Regions from separate parts of the Homo sapiens genome. Here regions 1 and 3 are each linked to region 2. Evidence: chromatin loops called from intact Hi-C (ENCODE). Cell type or tissue: A673. All regions are shown on one strand. Each heading gives the region's core, and the rest is flanking DNA. Links, peaks and the distances in the headings are about the cores only.

What was found. Peaks named below come from ENCODE experiments on the same cell type or tissue, not always from the same donor. Only the 100,000 strongest peaks of a DNase experiment are listed, where the experiment ranks them.
Region 1: it touches region 2 in a loop (2.9-fold over the local background); 9 of 110 quality-filtered maps call a loop at or near these places.
Region 3: a loop joins it to region 2, with 4 times the contacts of the local background. A loop is called at or near these places in 43 of 110 quality-filtered maps.

Annotation. Positions count from the first base shown.
Region 1 is chr9:14,611,640-14,620,122 of GRCh38, reverse strand. It overlaps ZDHHC21 (zDHHC palmitoyltransferase 21), which reads left to right. Exons shown (of 10, transcript NM_178566.6): 9 at 441-484; 10 at 1,025-8,483. The coding sequence ends at 1,157. Among named protein-coding and RNA genes, the nearest start is that of ZDHHC21, 78 kb to the left of the region's middle. In A673, for the core only: a CTCF peak has its summit at 3,551 (motif pointing left); a DNase peak (open chromatin) is centred at 3,542.
Region 2 is chr9:14,460,721-14,469,203 of GRCh38, reverse strand. It overlaps a transcript of NFIB not described here. Among named protein-coding and RNA genes, the nearest start is that of TRH-GTG1-6, 31 kb to the right of the region's middle. RefSeq lists a silencer at 2,459-2,753. In A673, for the core only: a CTCF peak has its summit at 3,547 (motif pointing left); a DNase peak (open chromatin) is centred at 3,553; H3K27ac peaks cover 556 bases.
Region 3 is chr9:14,648,086-14,656,568 of GRCh38, reverse strand. The region is part of intron 7 of ZDHHC21 (zDHHC palmitoyltransferase 21); the gene reads left to right. Among named protein-coding and RNA genes, the nearest start is that of ZDHHC21, 41 kb to the left of the region's middle. In A673, for the core only: a CTCF peak has its summit at 3,600; a DNase peak (open chromatin) is centred at 3,628; H3K27ac peaks cover 320 bases.

The sequences.
Region 1 (8,483 bases), core at 80-8,079, 150 kb before region 2:
ACAGAAACCCAGAACCAGTAGCACCCTGACTCTTAGGCAGTTTTCTGTTCATTAGTTTCTTTCATATGTCATTTTAGTATTTATTTTTTAATGCATATTCACTGACAGTTAAATTGAAAGTAGATTGTAGACTTTCAAAGGAATTGTCAAGAAAGCAAGTGTAATAAAAGGTTATATTTTAATGAAGTGATACTGTCATAATTTTTGTGAGGTTTTAGTATTTGAATAGGTTTTTTTTTGCATAGTATAATGTTGATTTTGTTTTTCCAAGGGGATTCCAGCAATGTATGAAAGATAATTTAAAATTCATAATACTCATATATAAACTGTTTAAATCTATAGAATATTTTTGGAATAAGATTAAAAACATGATAGAGTGGATACAGAATAAAGACTTAATAACTTTCTTACATCTGAATATAATTTTTTATTTTTAATAGGATACAACATCTATTGAAAAGATGTCAAACTGTTGTGAAGATATGTAAGTATAAAACTGAAGTGTATAGTATTATTTAAAATTGGAAAGAACTGGACATACTTGAGAAATATGTGCATATGGTAGATAGATAATATAATGATGGCTTTTTCTTGGTGCATTGTCTGAGGCCTGTGCTAGGCAAGCTACCCCAGTCTTACAGTAGGGGTTTTCCAGCCATGGTAGTTTTCACACTAAAATGCTGATCATTCTTGTGCCTTGTCTAACTAAAGTAAGTTAAATTATTTGTCCTGAAAGTACATCAAAAGAGATTTGCTACTGTGTTGTTGACACACATTCTGTTAATCCTGAGATTTTCCTCTGCTTCAAAAGTTGCGCTCGGTTGATTGACGACACAGATACAATATCTGCTATCCAGAGTTAAAACTCAGCTGCATGCCATAATGAAAGAAAAGCTGTATTTATGATGCTGGGACACAATTCATCAGAGTCCAGTAATGGATCCCCAGCCAATCTGTATTGTTTTAGCTGACTGAAGTGCACCATGGGAGTGCTGTCTTTCACTAATAATGCTGTCTTCTGTAGATCGAGGCCCCGAAAGCCATGGCAGCAGACCTTCTCAGAAGTTTTTGGCACTCGTTGGAAGATCCTGTGGTTCATTCCTTTCAGGCAGAGGCAACCACTGCGAGTTCCCTACCACTTTGCCAATCATGTCTAAACAGATGGATGGTGGGCACAGATGGGTCCTCCATGCTGGCAATGCGTTACAGGTTTTATGATAATAGAACTATGACAGTCTTCAAGTCAATTAAAATCCACCCACCAGTCTTAGGCATCATAATGTGCCCCAGGCTTTATTTTAATAGTGATCTTGATCCTGTTGTGGGACTAATACAAGATCTATATTTAAGTTTTAAAGCATGTTTACTTTCAAATTAGCTTTCCACAGGGATTTCTTGAAATGCTTTTGTTATTAAACTCAAAAGGCAGTGATTAGGATGAAATAATTGTACATAATTTATTTTAGTACTGACAGTGTTACAGATTCTAATTTATGGTAAATTTCAGATGTTTATTTAAAATTTTCACTTTTAAACAGTAACCAAATCTAAATTTAATTATTCAGGTTTTACAAAAGTTGATACACCTTCTTATAGTATAGGTAAATTTTCTTTTTCAAATCCAATTTAAAATAACCTTTCCTTTTAAATGTGCTGCAACGTTTTTAAAAATGCAGCAGCATAGGAGTGAACAACAGCAACACAAAACGGGCATTGGTTTCTTAGGAGTGGCTTGCTTACGTTTTCTTCTTTTTTCTTCACCAAAACCAACATGAAAGTACCACTGAAGTAAAACACCAACTACCTACCTTACTATAAAGGAAATGTTAAAATTTTTTTCACAATAATTTTTTCAATTTTCACTATTACTGTTGTAATTATTGATTGTGATTAAAATATTTGCTCCCAGGAGAACTCCTGACCAGTGGGCATGTATTCCTATTTTATCCTAAGATTTTAATGAGCAAAAAGGGGAGAGAATTTGCAATAACTTCACAATTACCTTTTCTAGTGCAGTTATATTAGAATGCATATGTTTTTAAAATGCTAGTATAACTAGATAGTATATAATGTACAGTATAAAGAGGAATATTGTGCTTTTGAAAAGAGTATACTTTTTACTTTTATTTATGTACTAGTAGATGTAAAATTTCACATTGAAGGTTTATATATATTGGCCAACTCATATAGAAATTTTATTTATAGGAAGCTACTACTAAAAAAAGTCACTAACTTTGTGTACCTATAATCCCTAAATTAAAATTAAATTTTAATTGGCTGGCTGTAATTTGCATTGAGAGACCTTTTACTAGTAGCTAGTGTTAGGAAGTGAACCTAAAATAAGAAAATATAATGATCTGTGTTTATCATTAGCCTTGTACAAATGTAAATTACTAATAGTGATGTTCTTTTGCAAGGCATAGAACATTTGTATGAAAAGACATTTAGTATGCTTTGAAAAAAACTCAGCTTTTAGTTTTTTTCCATTAGAATACTGCAAAACCCATATATCTTTTTAAAAAATTTATGTACTCACAGTCTTTCCCTTGAAGAGAAGATTGAAAAAGTCTACTGTTCATAAACCATGCTAACATTTTCCTTTTAGCTAGTTTTGAAAGTAAGGAACAATACCTGGGAAATAATTAAACAGAAGGTTACCATTGTCAGCCAGTTGGCTATACTGTGGTTAGTTCTTTCAGAAATTGTAAATATCTTGTAGCATATTCTGAAATAATAGAGTAAGTTCTTCTCAGAGATGTTAATATCATGTTTTTCATGTTCTAATTAGAATACTTTATTACTTACAAACTCAGAAATACGAACAGAAATACAGCAGACGAACATATTTATTGGTACTGAAAAGAGACGTAGTAAATTAAATAGAAGAAATATATTTATAAAGCTTAGTGAAACACAAAATTAGAATGTTCATGTCAGGCACAAGGGTTTGGATTTTGTGCAAGCTAATTTGGCCACATTTGGCCTGGTGACAGAACTGTTCATAAGGAAGTAATATATAGATAAGGTAGGTAGATATCAGTTGAATGCCTTATATTGTATACATTCCTTTCAAATAAAGACCTTGAGAAAACAGCAGAGCCAAGTGAAGATCACCTAAAGAACTTTGTGGCTAATTTATACTTCATGTAGTAGCAGTGGGTACTGGGCAGGGTCTCTTTCCCACTCTGATGATTTGTGCTCTTATTTTTCCTAGATTTACCTCATCTAGGGCATATTCTTTTCCCTCTTCCTCTTTACCTTTCCTGGTCCTGATCCCTCTGTACTCAGTTCCCCTAAATTATTGGACTACAAACTAATATACTAGAAAAGCATACACTTATTTTATTTGAATGCAGAAATGCTATCTATCAGTATATATACATAAGAATGTATATTACAGTATATCTATATATACTTAACACTGTAACTTTCAGTATTCCCCAGTTAGCGTACCTAACTCTCCTGTGGGTTTTGTTAATTCTTATTAGACTACTAGAGAAAAACCAACTGGCAGTTTGCTAAGCATATCTACTGGTGTTGTTTCTGCGCCCTCTTTTGGCTAATTGATGTAATTATACTGGCTCTAAAGATTTACTGCCCCATAAGTAAATAGTATAGCCACATTCTGAACATATCAAAAGTACAAACTTAGGAGGAGTGTATGTACAAAAATGTAAAATTTTATGAAAATGAACATGTTTTTATGATGTTATTTCTAGTTCATAAGAATGTGATGACTGCTTTGCTTCATTTATGTACGTTCCCATTATATTCTTGCTGTCAATCAATCACAAATTTATATCAGATTAGGATAAACTAAGCCATTTTATGTATTTTATTTTAAACCTTATTTTGGCAGAGTAATTCCTTAGAATTGGAAAAGCTGTTACTTTGAAATTACCAATTTATTACAAAACATAGAAATGTATTGTAGCTACAAAGACAACCAAGCATTTTCTGTGTTTTAATGAATATCTAAAAAACTACATTTAGTTTATTTTACTCAGTTTTGAAATGATTTTTTTACTGGCTCTATTGCCTTAAAATAACTAAGAGATTAATGATTCTTTGTATAATTTTCCTTTTCTTTGTTCTTTTTTTTACATTTCGCAGAGTTATATCTATAGTTTTAGTAACAATTTCTTATGTATTCTGGATAACTGAAAACAACTAAAGGTGTTGGGCATTAGAAAATAATTGTGAGCAGTAAGATTACTGATGTAATATGTATGTTGGACTGAAGTATTTCTTTATAAACATTCTATTTGATTTTAAGCAAAATGTATGTTAAAGCATGTTTTTACATCAGTAAAGTCATTTGTCGACCTTCTGGAAATGAAAGGTTTTTACCTAGATACTGTAAGTTACACCTCCTTAACAATCATATTTGTCATTGTTGTTTTCTGCAAACAAAAATGTTTATGGGCTTCATGTAGGCTTAAGATTGTAGGCAAAAATGGACTGAGTTCAGGACCCTTCAAGCAGTAGGCATTCAGTTACAGAGCAGTTGGTACTTTGTAACCCAGACTTACAGTTTAAAAATATCAAGTTAGCTGATGTTTCATTATAATAAAAATACTATTTTGCTTAAGAGTTGTATTACAAATATTTGTGCTTAACATTAGAAATAGCTGTTTTAAATTGTAGTTAACATATTAACTTTTTCAGAAAAAAAGCATGGTTTATTTTTAATAATGAAATAGAGAACATAATACGTAATGTTCAGTATAACAGCTGAGTTAAAACATCTGCCAGGATTAACATCAGTGCGTTTTTGCCAATGCATAGAGGCATTTTTCTCTAAGTATGATGGCTAATGATAACTATTCTTTGTTACACATTCAAGTCACTCCCATACAAGTAACTAGTGGGTGATATGTTTCACTCCAAAGGGTGTATTAATTCTGAATGCTAATCATGAAGACTTAAGTTAGGACAACACTTCAAACCAGGAAGTGTGAACTGATTTAGATTATAGCTACACAATTTTCTGTGTGTTAGATCATGGGGTAGTTTGAGTGTTTTCACATGTATTGCTATAAAATCACAATGTACCAAGCTCTGGTTTAATATGCCATTAATACTAATTAATAGAGCTGCTAGTCTCTCTCTGGACTTTTCTCTAGTCTCTGCTTCTCTTGCGCTTCCTGTATCAATAGATTACTTAGCTCAAGTTTACCAAGTTTAATAACCTATAGTTACTTTATTGAATAAGTTTCTGACATGACCTCTAATATACATAGATATATCTAGAATTTATTTGATAAAATTCACACATACAAACATTGAGTAGTTTGCTAATAGATACAAATATTAGATTTTCACACAACTCTACTACTGCTTTAAAAATATAAGTATTGGTAAGTGTAGCAAATAAGCCATGTACATTTAATGTGTTCTACTTGCTAGTATTAACTGTATGATTAATGAATGTGTTATTTAATGCCCAAGTTTGTTAACTTTTATTCTAGAAATCATCCTCTGAATTTATTATAAATCACAGATTTCATTGTGCTCTATATTTAGTCATTCTCAGTTGAATTCTAGAATATTCCACAGTACAGTATAAGAAAGTATTAGAACCAACTTGCTTGAACTATTTTGAACCAGTGTTGTAATTCTATATGTTAATCAGTATTTAGCATTTCTGCTCCTTTTGAGATGATGATGGTTTAACTTCAGGAAAGTGACTTTTCTGACTTCTTTTATTATCATTGTGCAATTTTTAGCAACAAAACTCACTATATCTTTGTCAGTTCTTCAGATGTTACAATACTGCCTGCTAATTTGAAACAGAAATAACAATGGTATTTTAAAAAGTCATTGATATTACTGATACTTTCCATTATCATTATATTTTTTACTATTATTATGTTCTTTTTGCCTTGTCCACCCTAGAGAATAGGTACAAATGAGTAGTGAGTATCCACAAACTTACTAAGATGGAGAGAAGGCTAGATGGTGCATGAATAATCAGCATCTCAGCAACAGAGTTGACTGGAGCCAGTTTCTGACATCAGAGAATCTCTTTGCTGTAATCATTTTAGCCTTATCTCTTATTTATACCATTTTTATGGGAAGAGTTGTTAGTGCATATAAGCATTTAGTTTGAATTATTTAACTTAAAGAATTTATATTGCGGTTTCTCTTCAGTTGGTCAGATGCCTTTTATAAATATTTTAGTTTTAAATATAATTGTGTAGAGTATGATCATGTGAAGTGTTAAAAATAATGTGGAAAACTCAGCTATTTAATGCAGAGGAGAAATGAATAGGTTGACCAAAGTTTGAAAAAACTGGCACCTTTTCTGGAAATCTCTTATTGCAAAGAAAAGATACTGAGTGTATAGAAAATTTTGTCACCAGAGGAAAAATAAACAATATATAAGGGTGGCTTTCACTTTAACATTTGGGATATTTTGGAGTTCTTGATACCTCGAAGGTCTCCATTTCTATTGGTATTTTGAATATCTGTAACATGTAATGTCGTTCTTATAACAGTTCAACACTGATTTTTTTGGTATCGATAGCTTTATATATAAACAAAGATGCGGACAAAATAGCTTAACAGAAGTTGTGGGCTTTTTTGTGGCTTTGCCTGCCTGTTTGACCAAATACAGGGTTTAATTGTTTGCAGGCTGTTAACTAAAGGGAAAGCTTACCTGCGTATTGCAAGCTATATATTCTTGCCAGTATACATTGGATGATATTTTAACCTACTGGTGCCTGAAGTTCGTGTTTTATAACCTCAACAACTATAAAACATCCTGGTGCTATTCACTTTAGCATTGAGTGACATTTTTAATTCCTGTACCAAAGAGTTAATTTTCTTTTTGGTTGACTGAGTTTTCTTCTCACATCGTTGTGTATTTATAAAGTAGAATTTAATGTTACTAAGAACAGTTTGATTAACAGATCTTATTTTTTGCATGCTGCTCTGGCAATTTAATGGATTTTAAATGTTTCTCATTTGGATTTTTTTTTAGGTAGGCATGTATGGATTTTAATTTTGTATTTTAATATAGCTTGGCTACTTTAAAAGGTAGTTTGATAGGCTGAAATTACAAAAGATAATTGAAGCACTTTTCACAAGTTGTTTTATTTCTGCAACAATGAATAAAAAGGTAAGAACTCTAATTTATATAAATGAACTATATAGCTTATTGGGCACTTTAGTGAATACTGAAACAAAATACTAAGATGAAGAGTTAAGGTTCGTTCTCATTACAAATCGAGTTCAGCGTGTGTGTGTGTGTGTGTGTGTGTGTGTGTGTGTGTGTAATCTTTAGTGGCTTTAAAGAATAATATTGCCATTTGTCTACTTTGCAAATAAAGATAACAGAACACCTTTAAAATATATGTATGTGTACATATGTGTGTGTAGATATATAGAGAGAGAGATACGGAGAGACAGACAGACAGAGAGAGAGACAGAGAGAGAGATGCTTTCCCAAGAGGAAATGCATATGTACCTTGATTTAAGCAAAACTGATAACAGAAAATTGAACTTAATGAAAGAAAAAAGTCTGGATATGGTTACTCACTTTACATAGAGTAAGATTTTTAAAACTAATTTTGCTTAGTAGTTAATTTTACAAAAATGAAGAGAAACACCCTTTAAGTGTACTCGTAATTTAAAACACCTTTGAAATGTAATTGTCCAAATGTAATGCTGCTATGTATATTATTTGGGTTCCAGATTTTTCCCTTTAAAATTCTCAAAACACTCAGTGTCCTTACAACTGCAGCTAAAATGGTTAATCATTCTGGCAAGAAGGTGACAGTGTGTATATTGGAAAGGCAGACATTCACATTTGAAAATATTTTGCATTATTGTTAGCTAAAATCAACCTCTCCTTGAATGTAGATACAATATATGGTTTTGCAGTCAATTCTGAATGGAAAAAAAGAATCAAGTCTGAAATTTATGTGAAATGTGGCTTCAGATCATTTGAACGATATGTAGAAATCTAGATGAACATATCATTAGAGGTGAAAGCAAAATTTGAAAGCCTAATGAGATGAAGCAACATTATCTCTCTCTAATCTGCCAACAATATTCCCTAGATTGTGTTGCCACTGTATTGATTCTGAGTAATTTGGCTTGTTTATGCGTGATTTAAATGCATGTGGCTGAATGCAGTAATTTTTCAAGTTATTGAGTAGTAGAGAATTCACCACTATTCACTGTCTCCCAGAGATGAACATATAAAAGAAAAAAAATTCTACTTCATATATGTAAGAATAAAGCAACTAAATGATACAAAAGTAAAAACTTCCACCAGAATCAGAGATATTCCGACAAGTGAATTGTGAGTCTAACACGGGAGGACAAAGCTAGGCTCTTGCAAGGACAGAGCACACGTGGATCATGCTGTATGAGCTCACTTTGTGTCCCTGGAATTAGTGTTTTTTTGTGTGTGATCTAACTGGCAAGTTTAATGAATAGCCAAAATCTATGTTATTCTTGAGGCTCCTAAAATT
Region 2 (8,483 bases), core at 196-8,195:
GGTTCAGTTTGCACAGTTCGGTCCCCCAATCCCAATGTGTTCATACCTGGCTGCTCTGGAAAAGAAGTGGGCATCAAAAAATAGTCTTGATCGAGACAAAGGCAGTTAAAGGAACGTAGACACAGGACCACTGGTGTTCTACCTGAAGTGTGTGGAATCGAAGTGGGCATTGTTGTGCCTGCCTGCCTGTCCCAGACACACTTCTGATACCTGGATATGTCAGTGTGGAGCACACGGTTAGGATTAGAATGAGGGAGGAAAGAGGATATGAGAGTGAGAAGCCACCAGTATTTCTGGAGTTATTTTTATTCCAAATGGTGGTCTTCTGTACCTTTCTACCTGTGAGATCTGGGCAATTTACTTGTGAGAGTCTTAGTTCCCTCACCTATCAGTGAGTGTGATCATTTCTACCTCTTGAAATTGTTTTGGAATTTAACAAAATATGTATGTAGAACACCTAGCATTCAAAATGCCTCACAAGTGACAGATAGCTCCTTCTTCATATACATCCACTGTATCTCCACCAGTTTTCTATCCAGTTCCTGCCAGCATCTTATTCGAGTGGAGAATATCATCTCGTGTTCCAGACTTTTCCTGAGAGAAGCTGAAAGAGGAGCAAATTAGAGCTGCTTTGGGCAGCAATTTTTACACACTCAGAAATAGTGCAACAAAATTAAAGCCTCCAAGCCAAATGGAATACCCACTCTCACCCCTCTACCCAACCTGGGTACCAGCTAACAAAGAATGCATCTCTATTCATTAATAAGTGGGCATTTTTTGTGTTTATGTTACGCTAAATGTTGGAAATGACCCCCTTCCCCTTCACTGCCCTGAATGCCTTAGATCATATCATCTCCTCACCTTATCTTACTGGCAAAGAGGTGTACCTTAATTAGCATTTTACAAGCATTTTGTCTGCATTGGTTACCTTTAAGTTTGATAAGTCCTTGAAAGCTCTATATTCATTCACTCTTCTTAAAGTCTTGCTAAATACTCTCTTATACAACCAGGCTCTGATGACATCATGCTTCGTAGCAAACATACATCCTTGGTGAGTGGCTTTGTCAAATCGGTTGGTTTTCTACATTTGGCACTTTGTGTGTAAGTTGGTTTGTTCCCCTATAGGGATAATTTCTGCACATAAATTCTGGAGAAATAGACTAACGAATATCTAATGCAAAGCTGATTACTCTTCCTTGAGTAAAGTGACATCTCCACAGGATTAAAGTCATATTTGAAAAGAACACACACTTGGAATTGCACAGATCAGGGCTTGATCATTTCCACCATTTAATACCTACATTGTTATTAAATCTCACTCAGCCTCAGTTTTTTCATCTGTAAAATGGGGACAACAGTGTCTTCCATATACATTTACTGTGAGGATCAAATCAAATGTAAGATGTTTGGCCTCCTGCAAGGGCTCCACAGACACAGTTCTTAGTTTTCTTTCCTAATGTATCTCAAGCACCTAAAACAGAGCTTGGCCTATGGTAGGTGTTTGATAAGTATTTATTGAATGAATATCAAATCAATAAATATTTATTAAATGAGTAAATCAATATTGAGTGAATAAATACATATTGAATGAATGCCAATTGACTGAATAAATAAATAATAAATATTGAATGGATAAACAGTTTATAAAACCCTATAGCACCAGGACAAAGGATATCCCTTCACCCCAGTAAGAGCTGTTAATGAGACCAGCAGTCACAGGTGGCTTAGTTGGCAGCCCTAAGCCTATTTTCATCCTCTTCCATCCTCTCCTTGGCTTCTCTAATCACTGTCTCACCCACTCATGCGTCCCCAAATTTTATAGGCTTCTTAATAACTTTGCTGATGTGCCTGGATCTACTTGTGACCTGGCCAGACCCTGTGTGCTGGCTGTGCTGGGAAGAGGAACAGCTCTCAGTGACTCAGGTAAGGTGGAGGTCAAGGATTAAAATGAAGCCAGTTCTCTTTAGCACGGAATAGCCTTTTCTTCACATCAGGACAGCCTGTGGTGCCCTAAACTCATCAAATGATGAACTCTATTTGGATTCTAAATGACAGTTGTCAAGGAAACAGCCACTATTCCCCCACCACCCAACACCTCGAAGGGAAACCTAGAAGTCTCTCTCATTAGAGCGAAGCCTGACTTTTGCTGGTTCTCCTGCCCTCTTGCCCTGGCATGCCGGGATCTCACAGCCCCCTCCCGCACAGCATAGCAGTGAAGCCTCAGCTGTGGTCCTGGAATGGTGAATCTTTGGGACTCTAGATCTTAATTTCCTAACCCCAGCCTTGGCTTGTTTTCAGGCAAATAGAGGTCAGCCTGTCTGGTTTTCTTTCAGTGGGGCTAAAAGCCAGGCCATCCTTTGGGTGTTTTCAAAATCTGGGGCAAATTGCACTGTGTCTCCAGTCTCCTCAGCCCCAGCTCCCCCACCATAAACCATATACTTGTTTCTGGTTAAAATGAATAACAAAGGCAGACATAAAGAAGAATAGAGAGGGAGGAGACACCACAAAGCAGACCCTGGGGGGCAGAGGAGAAAGAAGAGAGGAGAAAGGGCAGAGAAGGCCCCTTGCTGGTAGGACTGTGTTCCACCGCTATGGAGAGCAGGAGGGAAGGCTGACAGACGGGAGCTCCTAGCTTCCGACTGTTTTCAGGCTGGAAGCACCCGCCTCCATTGCTTTTTCCTCTGGCCTCATGATCTCTGAAGCCAACAGAGTGGGAAGTATGAGGGGAGAATGTCAAACGCAGAGCCCAGAGGATGGTGCGATCCAGAGTGCCGTGTTCCTAGACCTTCCATCTGCACACCCCCAGTGCCAGTGCAGAGTGTGCTGTCAGAGCAGCCCAGTCTTTCCATGCCTCATCTTCACTGGAAAATAAGAAAAGACACGTCCGCTGCCTTAGTATTGCCTGCATACTACCACTTGGCAGACCTTCAGGGTTTTATGACAAATAGTAATGAATAATTAACTAATCATTTGAGCTGCTGAAGATAACGGCCTTGCCTCAGCTTGCACCATCCCAGACAGGCCTTGACAGTGTTTCCTTTCTTCATAAAGGCTGGCTGAGATGCGGGCTCTCTCCGAACACCCGTGAGGCCATCAGGGAACTGGATCGTTCCTTCCTGCATTCTGCTTCTCACTAAGCCGCTCACAGGAGAGTGAGACAAATACAGCTGGTGACTCGACTCTCTCTCAGTCCTGCCGTGCTTTTCTATTGGAGACCAAAGTGTTGGGGGCCTACGACCTCCATGAGCTTCATTAGAGCAGTGGCTTGTCCCCTAGGGGACATTTGGCACTGTCTGGACACATTTCGATTGTCACAACTGGGAGAGGGAGTATTGTTGCTACTGGCATTTAGTGGGTAGGGTGCAGGGATGCTGCTTAACATCGTACAGTGCACAGGATGGGCCCCCACACCAAGAATTGTCTCGGCCCCAAATGTCCACCCTGCAGTAGAGTGGCAGAAGGACATGTCTCCCCAACATGTTCCATTGCATCCTGGTGACTGTAGGTAGCCCAGGACCAGAGAACCTTGGGCTCCCTCGAGTGGTGATTCACACTATGACAGCCAAGAAGGGCCCATAGCTGCAGGGGGTAGGGCGTGTGTGTGTGTGTGTGTGTGTGTGTGTGTGTGTGTAACAAGTCATTTCATTCATCACAAAATATGCTTTGGTTGACGGTGACAACAATTTTCATAAATCATTAATGAGCCATTTTCTTCTCTCTATGTTGTTAATATCTATGCAGAGGCCTTTGAATTCAGAGAGCAGATTTCCTTCTGATTAGTCAAACAGAGTGTTTATTTTTTGAAATATGTTCTTCCCATTTAGAGTAGCACTTGAGTGTGAATTTGTGTGATTTCTTTCTGTTTGTTTTCTTCCTAAATGGAAACTCCAAGAGCTTCCATCACGTTTCCCAGTCCTTCTTTTGGAAAGAGAACATTAGAAGGTTCCAGGATGGATGGCTCAGAGATAATGCTTCCATTTACATTTTTGAAGGGATGAGGATAAGGGGGTGGAAGGTAATTTTAAGATTCCAATTCTGATCATATGAACCATAATGAGAGCAAATCTTGCATGGTCCTACAAAGGTCTCTACAGTGAAGCCTTTGCAAAGCACATCTTGTTTATGACAGATTATTTGGTTTCCCAACCAAGCAATATTCTTAATGGGTTATTTAAAATTTAACTGACTGTTCTCATTTATCTTGTAGCCTGTCATCATGGCACTCCCATGTTCATATAATAATAATAATATCTATTGAGTACATTCCACATGACAGGTACTGTGTCACATTCATTAACTCATTCATTCTTCACAATAGTTGTATAGGGAAATACAACTCCATCTTTCACAGGAGGGATTGGAGACAAAAAGATAAATAACTTCACAAGGTCGCTCAGCCAGCAAGTAACAAAGTGGGAAAGGAGTCAAGGTCAGTCAGGTCCCAAAGCATGCTGACCGTCCCACTGAGATCTTTAGGGTTCTGGTCCATCAGAACAGCTCTCCAAGGGGCCCTGGGGGGTCTCGGCCAAGCACCCCACCTCCTCCATCCTGGCATCATTCTTGTGATCCTTTCCTCCTAAGCTCTCACCCCTGAGGCCAATTCCTTGCTACGCTCCATCAGCTGTTCTCCTCCTCAACTTCAGGTCTGTGTGCCTGTTTTCTCATGAGAAACACCCTCCCTTTTTCCTCCAACACTTCAGGTTCTGTTTTTGTTCAAAGCCCACTTCTTACCACCACCATAAAGCCTTCCCTAATGTTTTCCATGTTGAAAATGTGCACCGTCTAGGTTTGGATGAAAGCCTGGCTCCTTCCACACACAGCACTGCCTAAGAGATAATAAAATATATCTATGTCATGCACTGGGTTTACAATTTGAGGTCTCTGTACCTCCTTCATTACCTGCACGATAAGCTGAATCGATGGAATTAAAATACCCAGCTCATTTCAGAGGATTCTTACCATACATAAATGAGATAGTGGAAATGAAAACTTTTCATAAACGTAAGGCATTGTTTGATTATCATCCTGGTCTCTCTATCTTCAATTTTTATTCCTTTCATTTTTCTTTTCTCTGTCTACTACCAGATTTGGTTCAGTCAGAGACACAGCCAGTCACTAGCGGTAGGGCTGGAGAGAAAGTGGTTTTTCTTTTCTTGATTTCAGAATTTCCAACTGTAAAAATGCTACATGTTACAAGCAGCCTCAGACCCCATCGTAGATTGTGTTTTTAGAAAAGCAGGGAGAGGCCAGGCGCCCTGGCTCACGCCTGTAATCCCAGCACTTTGGGAGGCCGAGGCGGTCGGACCACGAGGTCAGGAGATCGAGGCCATCCTGGCTAACACGGTGAAACCCTGTCTCTACTAAAAATACAAAAAATTAGCCGGGCTTGGTGGCGGGCGCCTGTAGTCCCAGCTACTCGGGAGGCTGAGGCAGGAGAATGGCGTGAACCCGGGAGGCGGAGCTTGCGGTGAGCCGAGATTGCGCCACTGCACTCCAGCCTGGGTGACAGAGACTCCGTCTCAAAAAAAAAAAAAAAAAAAAAAAGAAAATCAAATGACTTCAGTCATGTAAATGATCCGAATAGCATCTTACATCCCAGAAAATGCAGATTTTAATAAAATGTGGGGAAAATTCACTTAACGATGCCACTCTGCAAGGAGGGGAGGAATTAGAGATTTCCTTTGCTATTAACAACATCACCATCCTGACATTGATGGGTGACAGAAACGGCTTTTTTTTCCTAGGATATTTGTTAAATATATAAGGGAAAAATCCTGTTAAATGTTCATTGAAATTGTATTGGCTTTAGAAATTAATTTATAAAGAACTGACATCTTTACATATTGAATCTCTCCATCTAATAAAGTATAGCTCTCCATTTATCCAACTCTTCTTTTATATTTTTTAGTAATTATGCCCATAAAGTCTTTTATATTTTCTGACATTTATTGCTGGGTAGCTGCAGCTTTTCTTGCTATTACCATAGGCAGTTTATTTAAATTAAGCTTATTTCAATTAAATAAAATAATAAAATAATTAATTAATAAAACAATCAAAATAATTATTTTATGATTTAATTATTTAATTGAATTTTAATTCTCATGTGTATTTATTAAATGTTATAGTTGTTTATTATTAAATTTTATTAAATTGAACTTATTATGGACAAGCTTCCCTGTGTTTTGTGAAAACTCTACCATTGTTTGAATATTAACATTGTAACATTCGTGAAGCACATATTCAGCACACAGGAACCACTACAATCAGCCTTTGAAACAAATGAATGTGACATTGTCTCTGCCTTTGGGAAGTGTTGCATAACTTTAAAACATGTTAATAACTAACAGCATAATTAATACAGTAAACTGATTGGCTATGGCCTTGTGCTAGAATCCCAGAACTTTCTAATAAATGGGAACACCTATTATATGAGCCTAGAGGCCCCATAGTCCCTGTGGTCAGGAACGCCTCACTTTTAACTATGAAAAATTCCCCCAATTGATAGTCACTTTAACTAAGAACTCTAAAACCCAGAGATAAGAATTCGATAGTCCTGTGTTTCTCTTACTGGTTACTCACACTCTGGAAGACTCCAGTGATGGATTCAAGAATACCATACGGTGGCCGGGCACGGTGGCTCACTCCTGTAATCCCAGCACTTTGGGAGGCCGAGGCGGGCTGATCATGAGGTCAGGAGATCCAGACCATCCTGGCTAACACAGTGAAACCCCGTCTCCACTAAAAATACAAAAAATTAGCCGGGCGTGGTGGCGGGTGCCTGTAGTCCCTGCTGCTGGGGAGGCTGAGGCAGGAGAATGGCGTGAACCCGGGAGGCGGAGCTTGCAGTGAGCCAAGATCGCGCCACTGCACTCCAGCCTGGGCAACAGAGCAAGACTCTGTCTGAAAAAAAAAGAAAAAAGAAAAAAAGAAAAAAAAGAAAAAAGAATACCATACCGTGATTCAGCACAATACACTGGGGTGATCAGCAGAAACCAAAGAATATATTTTATGCATCAGACTGAAACACTGATTGTGTATTAAAATGTTTTGACTAATTTAACTTGCAAATAATTTAAAACACCTATATTAAGATAACTAGGGATACCTTATGAGCTGGAATGCGAAACTTCCATTTCTATTTAAGAAAAGGTGTTAGGACACTCTGCCCAGGAGGTTCCCAATCAGTCTTCTCTGCCTTTGGTGTCTTCAGGGGAAATGCCTTTGATGCCTCAGAAGAAATCATCAATAACATGTGTATACGAGACCCATCTGAATCCAGTTCTCCCCTTGCTTTTGCTATTCCCTGGTTGCTCTTTGGACTCTTCAGGAAGATACCATAATGCCATTAATACATCTTTTTACCTGCTCCAGTGATCCTAGAGCACCCACTTAAGATCTGGTGGAATAAGTGCCCCAGGCAAAGTTTCCACAACTTAGGGTTTACAATTTGAGATCTCTGTGCCTCCTTCATTACCTGGAAAATAAGCTGAATAGATGGAATTAAACTACCCAGCCCACTTCACAGGATTCTTACCATACATAAAAGAGATGATAGAATGGGGTGCCGACGCTGGAATGCAGAGCATGGCATTTGGTTTCCTGTGTGCTATGTTAGTACTATATCCAGAAGGGGTGAGCTGATTGATGAAATGTGGAGGGGAAGCAACACATTTTTGCAAGTAGTTCCACAGTGGAAGAAAGACTTGAGCCAGAAGGACTCCTGCCTGCTGCTGATAGAGGCTGATTTGTAAGATGAGGCTTGGCAGAGAGTATCAATTCTGAGCTGAATTTTACAAAGTCAATTAGTTGGCTATGACACATCTATCACCAAGTCCTGTTTACTTTTCTTTTGGATTATTTCTTCCTATCACCTGTGTTCCTCCATTCCCATTGCCACCTCATAGTTGGATTTCTTCAACGGATTGATTCATTCATGTTCTCATTCAATAAACATTTAATCAACTCTGTGCCGATTGCTCTGCCAAGCTCACAGTTCCCTCAAGACCTCACAATCTACTGAGGGATAAAAAAATGAAGCATCAGTTACCAATTGGTGGTGTACAGACAATTGCAGAGAACAGTGTGGGATGCTATGGGACTGTGGAGAAGATTGAGCTTATCCAGCCTTGGGGGTCAGGGAGACTTGATATCTAATTACTGAGGAACAAGAGGGTGCACGGAGGAAGGGAAAAGAAGTACGATCCTCTAAGCCAAAAGAAAAGCTGCAGATAAACAGAGACGTATAAAGTTCTGGTGTGGAGCTTGGGTCCTAAAGACTATAGAAAATTTGGAATAAATGGAACAAGATAGGGAAAGGAGTAAGAAGTGAAGTTGGAATAACAAGCAGAGACCTGGGCAGTGGAAGGCCTTGTATGTTACACTAAGGAATTTGGATTTCATTATCCTTAGGGCAATGAGGAGCCATGGAAGGATTTAAAGCAGGGGAGAGACACTATCAAATTTGTGTTTTAGAAAGTTCACTC
Region 3 (8,483 bases), core at 80-8,079, 190 kb before region 2:
AAAACTCAGATTATGTTATGAAATTTCCAGGACCATTTTGCTTCCTATTGAGGAATCGAGTAATTTTTAGTTTTGTTTATGATATATTATCTCAATGTTTTAGTTTTGTTTATATGTTATCTCAATGAATGAAGTAATTCATACATATTATCAAGTTAGGTATATGGAGAGAAGAGCTTTACCACAGTATTTCCCATTGTAAGAAAAGACAGACAAATTTAAATACATAAAATTGAATGTTTATTAGCACTGTTCTAACCTACTTAAGTTTAATAGAGTAAAGCTAAATTCTAGGACCAGAATTATAACTAAACTTGAAGAAAGTATTTTATAATCTATGTAGCTCTAAATATTCCAATGATCTGAAGCAAATGAATGTTCAGTAGTTAGTCAATATACATTGAAATGAATTCCAGTCATTTCATTGATTTAGAAGTTGAGAGTTTGAAGCTACATTATAGACACATCCAAATTTCGTTATACCTTTTTGGTGGATTGATTCTTGTATCATTATAAAATATGCCTCTTTATTCTTAGTAATGATTCTTGCCTTCAAATTTTTTTTCTGTTATTAGTTTAACTATATCAGTTGTCTTTTAGTTAGTGTTTTCATGGTATATCTTTTTCTGTCTTTAATACTTTCAACCTATCTTGATTACTGTGTCTCATAATGTGCCTTACAGACAGCAGATATTTCATTAAAAAATTATCTTTTAATATGAAACATTTAGTAAATATTTACTTAGTATAACTGGTATTTTGTCATTTTCCTATTTATTATTTGACTTCATCTGTTCTGTGTTCCCATTTTTCTCCTTTTCTTTCCTGTTTTGGAATTTCTAATTTAAAAAAAATTCCAATTTTCTATTTCTAATGGCTTTTTCTTTTACTCTTTTTATAGTTTCCCCAAAAGTGAAAACATTATTCTGATTTTTTTGAAGTATAATATAAGTTAGTACTTTACCATTGTGCACCTAATGAAAGCAGTGGTCTTGGAACACCCTCTGTCATCATCATTTTTCATATTTTGGGGTAGAAGGTAGATGTAGAAAAAAATCACATGATAACAAGACATTATTGTTGTTACATATACATTATGTGTTATATTGTTATACAAGTTATATGTTACCTATAGTCAGTATTTGTTTTGAGTTATCTACATATTGGTGCTTTTTCTAGTACTCTTTATACCTGAGCCTCCTCTAGGCTTATTTTTTCTGCTTTTAGTGCAAGTCTCTTGGAACAAATTCTCTCAGTGTTGGTTCCCTGAAGATGCTTTTATTTCTCCTTCATTTTTGAAGGATTTATTGTTTGGCACAGAATTGTAGATTGGTGGTTACTTTCGTTCAGTTTTTAAAAGATGTTATTCCATTGTCTTATGGTTTCCATCATTTCTGTTGTAAAGTCAGTTGTTGGTCTTACTGTTACTCCAATGAAATATGTTTTTCTTTAGCTGTTTTTATGATTTCTTTTGGTCTTTGTATTTTAGCAATTATTCTGTGATTCTATGATGTGCTTTGGTATTGTTTTCTTTGCACTTTTTTCTGTTGGAGAGTTTATGTAACTTTGAATCTGTGGCCTGATGTCATTCTTAAGTTGTGGAAATTTCTTGGCCTTTGTCACTTCAAATATTACCTCTGCTCAATTTTTTCTCCTGCAGTTCTGGGATTCTACTTACATGTACGTGAAGTCTCATTGTGCTGCATATGTTCTGAATTTATTTCTTAACTTTCCTTTTTTATTCCCCCTCTGTGCTTCATTCTGGATATTTCCTATTAATTTATCCTCTGGTTTACTAATCACCTCTTCTGCCATGTCTAACCTACCCTTAAATCCTTCTAATGAGTTCTTAATTCAGTTATTATATTTTTCACTTTTAGAATTTCCATTTGATACTTTCTTTCATTGATAATTTCTGTGGTGAAATCATCTATTTTGTCATCTATTTTTTTAAACGTGTTAATCACAGTTTTTAATGTCTGTGTTTGATAACTTTAACTTTGAGATCCCCTTGTGGGTCCGTTTCTGTTGACTCTTTTTTTCTTCTCAATTTCCAGATATTTGGCCCTGTCTTCTGACATGTCTAAGTTAGAATACTGAGCATTTTGCATGACAAATTGTAGAAAGTGTGATTGTGTTCTTTCCTCAGATTTGATTTACTCTTTTTTTTTGATAGGATATAAGAGAAGCCTCATTTTTATCCAATCAGGGGTTTGTATAACAAGAATTTCTAATGCTAAATAACAGAACATTGGTCTTAATATAGCAGTTTTTGGAAAGATGCTATTTATTGCATTTATTGGTATTTTGTAAGGAATCTTGATTGCTGGATTTGTCTTTGTGAAAGACTAGTTTCAATTTGCCTTTATTCCAATAGTCTAGTCCTTCGGGGTCTCAGCTGAAAAACTGAGGTGTTTATTGTGGATTGTGCCCTACAGTTACTGTTTTCCTGGCCTTGGAGATTTTGCAGGATGTTCTGAGTCTCCGGTTCTACTTGACTTTTCATTCAGTACTGAATGTGAATTGACAGGTACTTTCAGATAAAAAGCAGTGCAGAATATATGGCTCACCTTAACGCCTGTCTACTTTCTCTGAGATTTTGGCCTCTTAAGTTCTGGGGAGTTTGGCTACTTGCCAGTATCTTTAAACAGCTGTGTATTTATTAATTAATTGGATTTTATCTGGCTTTTAATAGTGTTTTTGGTGTGAGTGTTGGTCTCATACGAACTGTTTCCTCATAGGTGTCAATGGCAATAGCATTTTGTTTAAAAAATTTCTTCCCAGGTGATTTTAATCATTGCTGCCTAATTGCATAACTCCAGGAGGCAACACTCACATCATAGTCTATGTAAACAGTATCCTGTGGAGTTGTGCAGTGCAAAACTTCTGTGGCCATAAGGTCTGAGAAGTGCTGTAGAGTAGGGAATGAGACTCATGGTGGACTTCATAGGTGAGATAGAGATTAACCAAATGGGGAGATGAAGGAGGTCATTGCTGGGCAAAAAAAACAACAAAACCCTTGAGGCTGTAACTGGAATAATTGGTTTTAAGGGCAAATCTTTAGTAAAATTCCAGCAGTATAACAAACTTCTCTAAAGCTAAATAATAAAATAATGTTCTTACTTCAGCAGTTCTTTTGTAAATTACATTTACTGTGTTTTTCATAAAGGTAGAAAAAAATTACCAATAATTTCAGAACCAAAGTCACCATTATTACCATTGACATTTAAAAAAATAATGTTTTATGGTGGAATATTCTTCAAAAAATACTGCCTCATCAGTGTTTTTTGCAAGTCTTTTCCTGTGTTTCTTTCATTTTTCTCTAAAACAAGCAAAAATCTGTATCCAGCTGTTGATTATGTGTATAAAACTATGTGTGAATAAAGACAGTATCAGGAACTTCATCTTATTATCCTTTCTATTATTCAGGATATGGAATAAGATCCCCGAAGGTCCCTAACTATCTTTGGATATTGCATTAATGATTATTATACATATTTTTTGTGGGAGTAATGATGCAGTTAAAGCATGTGGTGGACTTTGACCCTGTGTTCTTCTGTCAGCCAGACTGAAGCAAAAGCTGTAGTCTGCATTTTCTTTCTACCCTTTCACGTAGATAGGTGGCAGCATAGTATCTTTTCTAGCCCATCTTTAAATTCCAAAGCTGAATGGAATTGCCTGGGTCAGAAGAGAAAGTGTTAACTTTCTTGTTTTTCTTTTCTTGTTTTTTAAGGCGAAAGTGTTTATTCATTAAACAACAACAACAAAAAAAATGAGTTGCACTTTGACCATTGATGTAATGGCACTTAACCTGTATTCAGTAGAAAACTGGTACGTTGTATGTTATGCTCATGGTAAAGACAGTTGAGAGAAAGCAGGTTGTTCACAAATTCTGGGAAATGAACAGATTGGGAGCCTGATTTTCTTCCATTTCTCTCTTCTCCTCGCCTTCTGTTTTCAGGAGAGCTCTTTCTGAGCTGGATTATTTTAATTTCTTTGCAAGTGCCCCATTGTTTTTTATAGTAACTTAATGCTTTTTAGATTTCTTCTTAATCTTTACTTTTAAAATATTCTTTTATCACGAACGTTCAAAGATTTATATGTTTTTACCATGTGAAGTTTTGAGGAAATACTTGAATTTATCTTTTGTTGAGGAAGTAAGGACTAAGATGTGCAGGAGATAAGGAATTTATAGTTTATCATGAATCAATGCCCAAATTTAGGATTTATTTTTTAAGCTATAGATATTGATTTATATTCTGAGTCTTATACTAAAAAAAGGCCTGTGAACCTAAAAAGAATTAGTATTTACTATCTTTATCAGAAATAGTAACTTAAAAAATCCCCAAATTCTCAGTGTAAAAAATGCATGTCTAGAAAAATTGCAGAAACTTGAGTAATAGTTTTGTTTTCTAAATAAATGGAGATAAATTAAACATTTTTTGTTAGAATCACTAAATCAATAAAGATTATAAACTTTGAGATGTTTGGAGAAGTTTTTCAGATGTTAGACATTAAATTAGTTTGCATCATTTGCATTTATCATTCCAGTATAATGTTGAATTTTACTTAAAACCCCTCTCGAAAGTAATGTTTGACTTTAAATATTTATTGGCATGAAAATCATTGTCTAGGTTCTAAAACCTGTAGATTGGGTAATGATTTGGCATTTAAGTGAATAAAATAGATGGATTTTGAAGAAAATGAACTTTCATTTTTTACCAAGGTCCATATTTGACTATTTCACATAGTTACTTTAAATGCTTATAAGCAGATGCCTAGTCATTTGGTATATTATGAAACTCTATTTCATTTTATTGGATACTGGTTATTTACCAAAACTAGAAAATTACGGTTTTCAATTAAATATGAAGGAAAGTACCACTGTATTTAAAGAGTATACCTTCTTAAATTTATTGTATGTTTATCCATGAATATTTTATTGGTAACATGTTTTCTTTTTATATTATTCTGGATTTGTGTATTACTTGGATTAGTGGAAAATGTCTACTCCTATGAAATATTTCTGAAGGGATAAATAGTATGGTTGCCATCTTACAGGTAAGGTAACTGAAATTCAGAGAAGTTCAATACCTTGTCCAATCACAAACTTGCCACTTGACAGAGGTGTGATTTGGGCCCATGTCCCTAAGTCATGTGCTTGCTATTACTAAATCCTATTCAAACTCCCATTCAATACTACTTTTTGCATTTTTCCCCCAAGGAATTTTTTAGCAATATTATTGTAGGATTAATAATATTAAATATATTTAAAAATACTAAACATCATAATATCTGCTCTTCAGAGAAAGCTCAGTGAACCTCCTGATTGGTAGATTAATATTTTGCTGTTTTCATTGAGGCAGTCTGTTATATCTTATAAAGGCATCGCAGTGGGTTAAAAATATTTTTTTAAATATGTTCCTGCTGGAAATCAGCTGCAGGCAAAGTTTACTATTTCTCTACATGAGAAAATACAAGGTTTTTAAAAAAATAATTTGTGGCTATTACTGTCAGAGATTATACAGCTAATCTTTGATGGTATACCACTTTAATTCTAAAATTATGTCCTTTAGCTTCTTTTTAGATGAAGTGGATTCTGATAATTTCTAATTGTTGTATACTTATTTTTATGTGAAGGGGAAAAGCATACTAACTGCGTTTAAGGCTATGAGAGCAGTGGGTGACAGAAGGGGAAGAGAGGAGAGAGAATTTCAATAAAGGAAATGCTGCCAAAATTCAGAAGAGGAAAATAAATAATGTTTAGCAGCCTAGCCAACTCTTCTGCTAGGAAGATACATTATTATTATTCCAATTGGCTGATATCTAATAGTGTTGCTAGGGATTTGATGTCAGAACTGTTCCTACAGAATTATTTGCCTAGCCTTTTGGCTAACAAAAAAAAGAAATAGCCAGAAGACTTGGCTGCAGGTAGCTTTGAATATTTGTAAATCTTTTCATAATTTATTTTAATCTTTTTGTGTAATCTGTTTTAAAGTCGCCTGAGTACTTCTGCTATTTAAAAAAATATTGTAGCCTTAATAATAACTTTTATTTTCTTAATATCTAGAAGGTCATTTATTTTGTTCACTGAAGAATGGAAAAAAATTGCTAAAATACACATTTAGCTTTTTAGATTTTTGGAAAGAATAGCCAAGAGTCAAGAATAGCCAAGAGTATTGTGGAATTAAAATTGATATGAGATGAAAATTATTTTTAGTGCTAATATAAAAGTAATTTGGCTTTTTTGTTCCTGTTTCCTGAGATGCTACTAGAGATATTCCTTAGTAACATTTTTTATTTTTTTTGCTTGAAAAGAATAATGTCAGATATAGTTTATATTTCTAAAGAAATAAGAATAATCTATTTATTCTAACAATTGCCAATTCCATTTGTCAGTATATCTCTACGCTTTTAGTGAGAGATGGAACACAGAAACCTTATAATAAATCTTAATCCTGTCCTACAACACCAGGTTGACTGAGTATATGTCCTCATTAAACATGTTTCCATAGTCAGTTATAAATATTAATAGCATTTAACATAGAAAATTTAGCAGTTTTTATTTCTCTGTAAAACTGTTACAGTTACTGTGAATTTAAATGGTTAAAACCTGGCAGCAATTTTATTGTCTTACTCTTCTTTTACTTTTACCAAACACTGTAGCACTGCATTAATTGGTGAATGTAGTAAGGAAGTATGTTATCCTGTTCTCTTATTGGATTGCCCAAACTTTTCTAGAATTTTTACTGCTAAAATATGGTCAGGCAGACAAAATAATTTTTCTGGAATACTTCACCCTCAGCCATGAACCTGACAGTCAGATGCTAGTGAAATACGCTCTGTAAGACAATTGCATACATATGATTACCAAAATTTAGTAGATAATTCTGAACACTCAATGACAGCCATTAGGGAGGTATAAATAATTATTTGTTTCACTTTAGATATTAATTGCCATTAGGATGTAATAAGACTGAGAAAAGTACATTTTACCTGAGCGTTGGGTTGGGAAGTGGAGGGGTTTTATGTAGAATAAGCTTGTAACTTCTTTTCTTATGTTTTAGAATATAATAAACTTTAGCTAAGGGTCATTCCAAAAAGTGCTCATACCCATACAGGTATCATGGGATTTTATTTTAGGATTAAATTAAGATTGCTTATTTTAATGTGAGAGTATTTGCCTTATGAACCTACCCTCAGCATGTGAAGTTGGTTATTTAGTTATTTTGAAAATTCAAATCTGTATGCTTTAGATATCTCAGATGTGATCTAAGCTGTTTCTGTTATTTTTATTTTTTAATTTTATGATTTTTACTGTCTCCAGGTGTTTCTATTCTTTTAACAACAGAGAAAAACAAAATCCTTTACCAGTGGGTACAGTGGTTCTCAGTTGGGAGGAGGTTGACTTTCCCCCACAGAAAACATTTGGTAATGTCTGGAGATGTTTTTGGTTGTCGCAGCTAGGGGAGTGCTACTGGCATCTAGTGGGTGGAGGCCAGGGATTCTGCTAAATGTTCTGCAATGCACAAGAGTGTCCCCTGTAACAAAACATTATCCAGCCGAGTGTCAGTAGTGCTGAGGTTGAGAAACTGTTCAGTAGGAGGAAGATCACAAAGAAAAAAAAAATTTTTACTTTTCAGAGTAGTCTTATAAAAACACAGAAAAGTACGTATAAGCTGTGGTTTATAAATAAAAATTGCTTCAAACTCATTGATAGGAAAATTGTCATTTTATATATAAAATTTTATTTGTAAAACACAGTTTTTTTATTTTAATAAATTGTGAGGAACATTTATTAAGTCATTCAGTACATATTATTGAGTGTCTATTCACTTCCCCTTCGTCTAGGCTCTAAAACAAAGTTCCTGTGTTTAAGGAGCTTACGTTCCAATTAGAGAAGACAGGCAATAAACAAATATATGGTAAACAATATGAGTATTATGACGTATAATAAAGCAGGGTACAGGGGTGGATATAGTCAAGGAAGACCTTTCTCTAGTGACGCTTGAACAGAGACCTGGAACTCAAGCAAGTCACTGTTGTTGACATTCTCAAGGAACAGTAGGGAGACCAGTGTATCTTGAGTGGAGTGAGTTAGGGACAGAGCAATAGGAGATGATGAGTTGAGAGTAGTAAGGGCTGTGATTGGACTGGAGACTTTATTAAGATGGTTAGTGGTTGGGACTTTGTAAGCTGTTGGAGGGTTTTGAGCCATTACACAATCTCATTTACATTTTAGTAAAAAAAACCTGATTGCTATGAAAAATAAAGGACAAGGATAATAGCAAGAAGACCAGCTACTAGGCTGCTAAAATACCGTCCAAATATGAAATGATTATTAGTAGTGGTAGAAGCGTTTACAAGTGGTCTATTATAGTTTGAAGAGCTAACAGAATTTGGTGATAATTTGAATGTGGGCTGTGAGATAGAATGCGAAACGTCAAGGATATTTCCAGGGCTTCACCGCCCAAACAACTGGA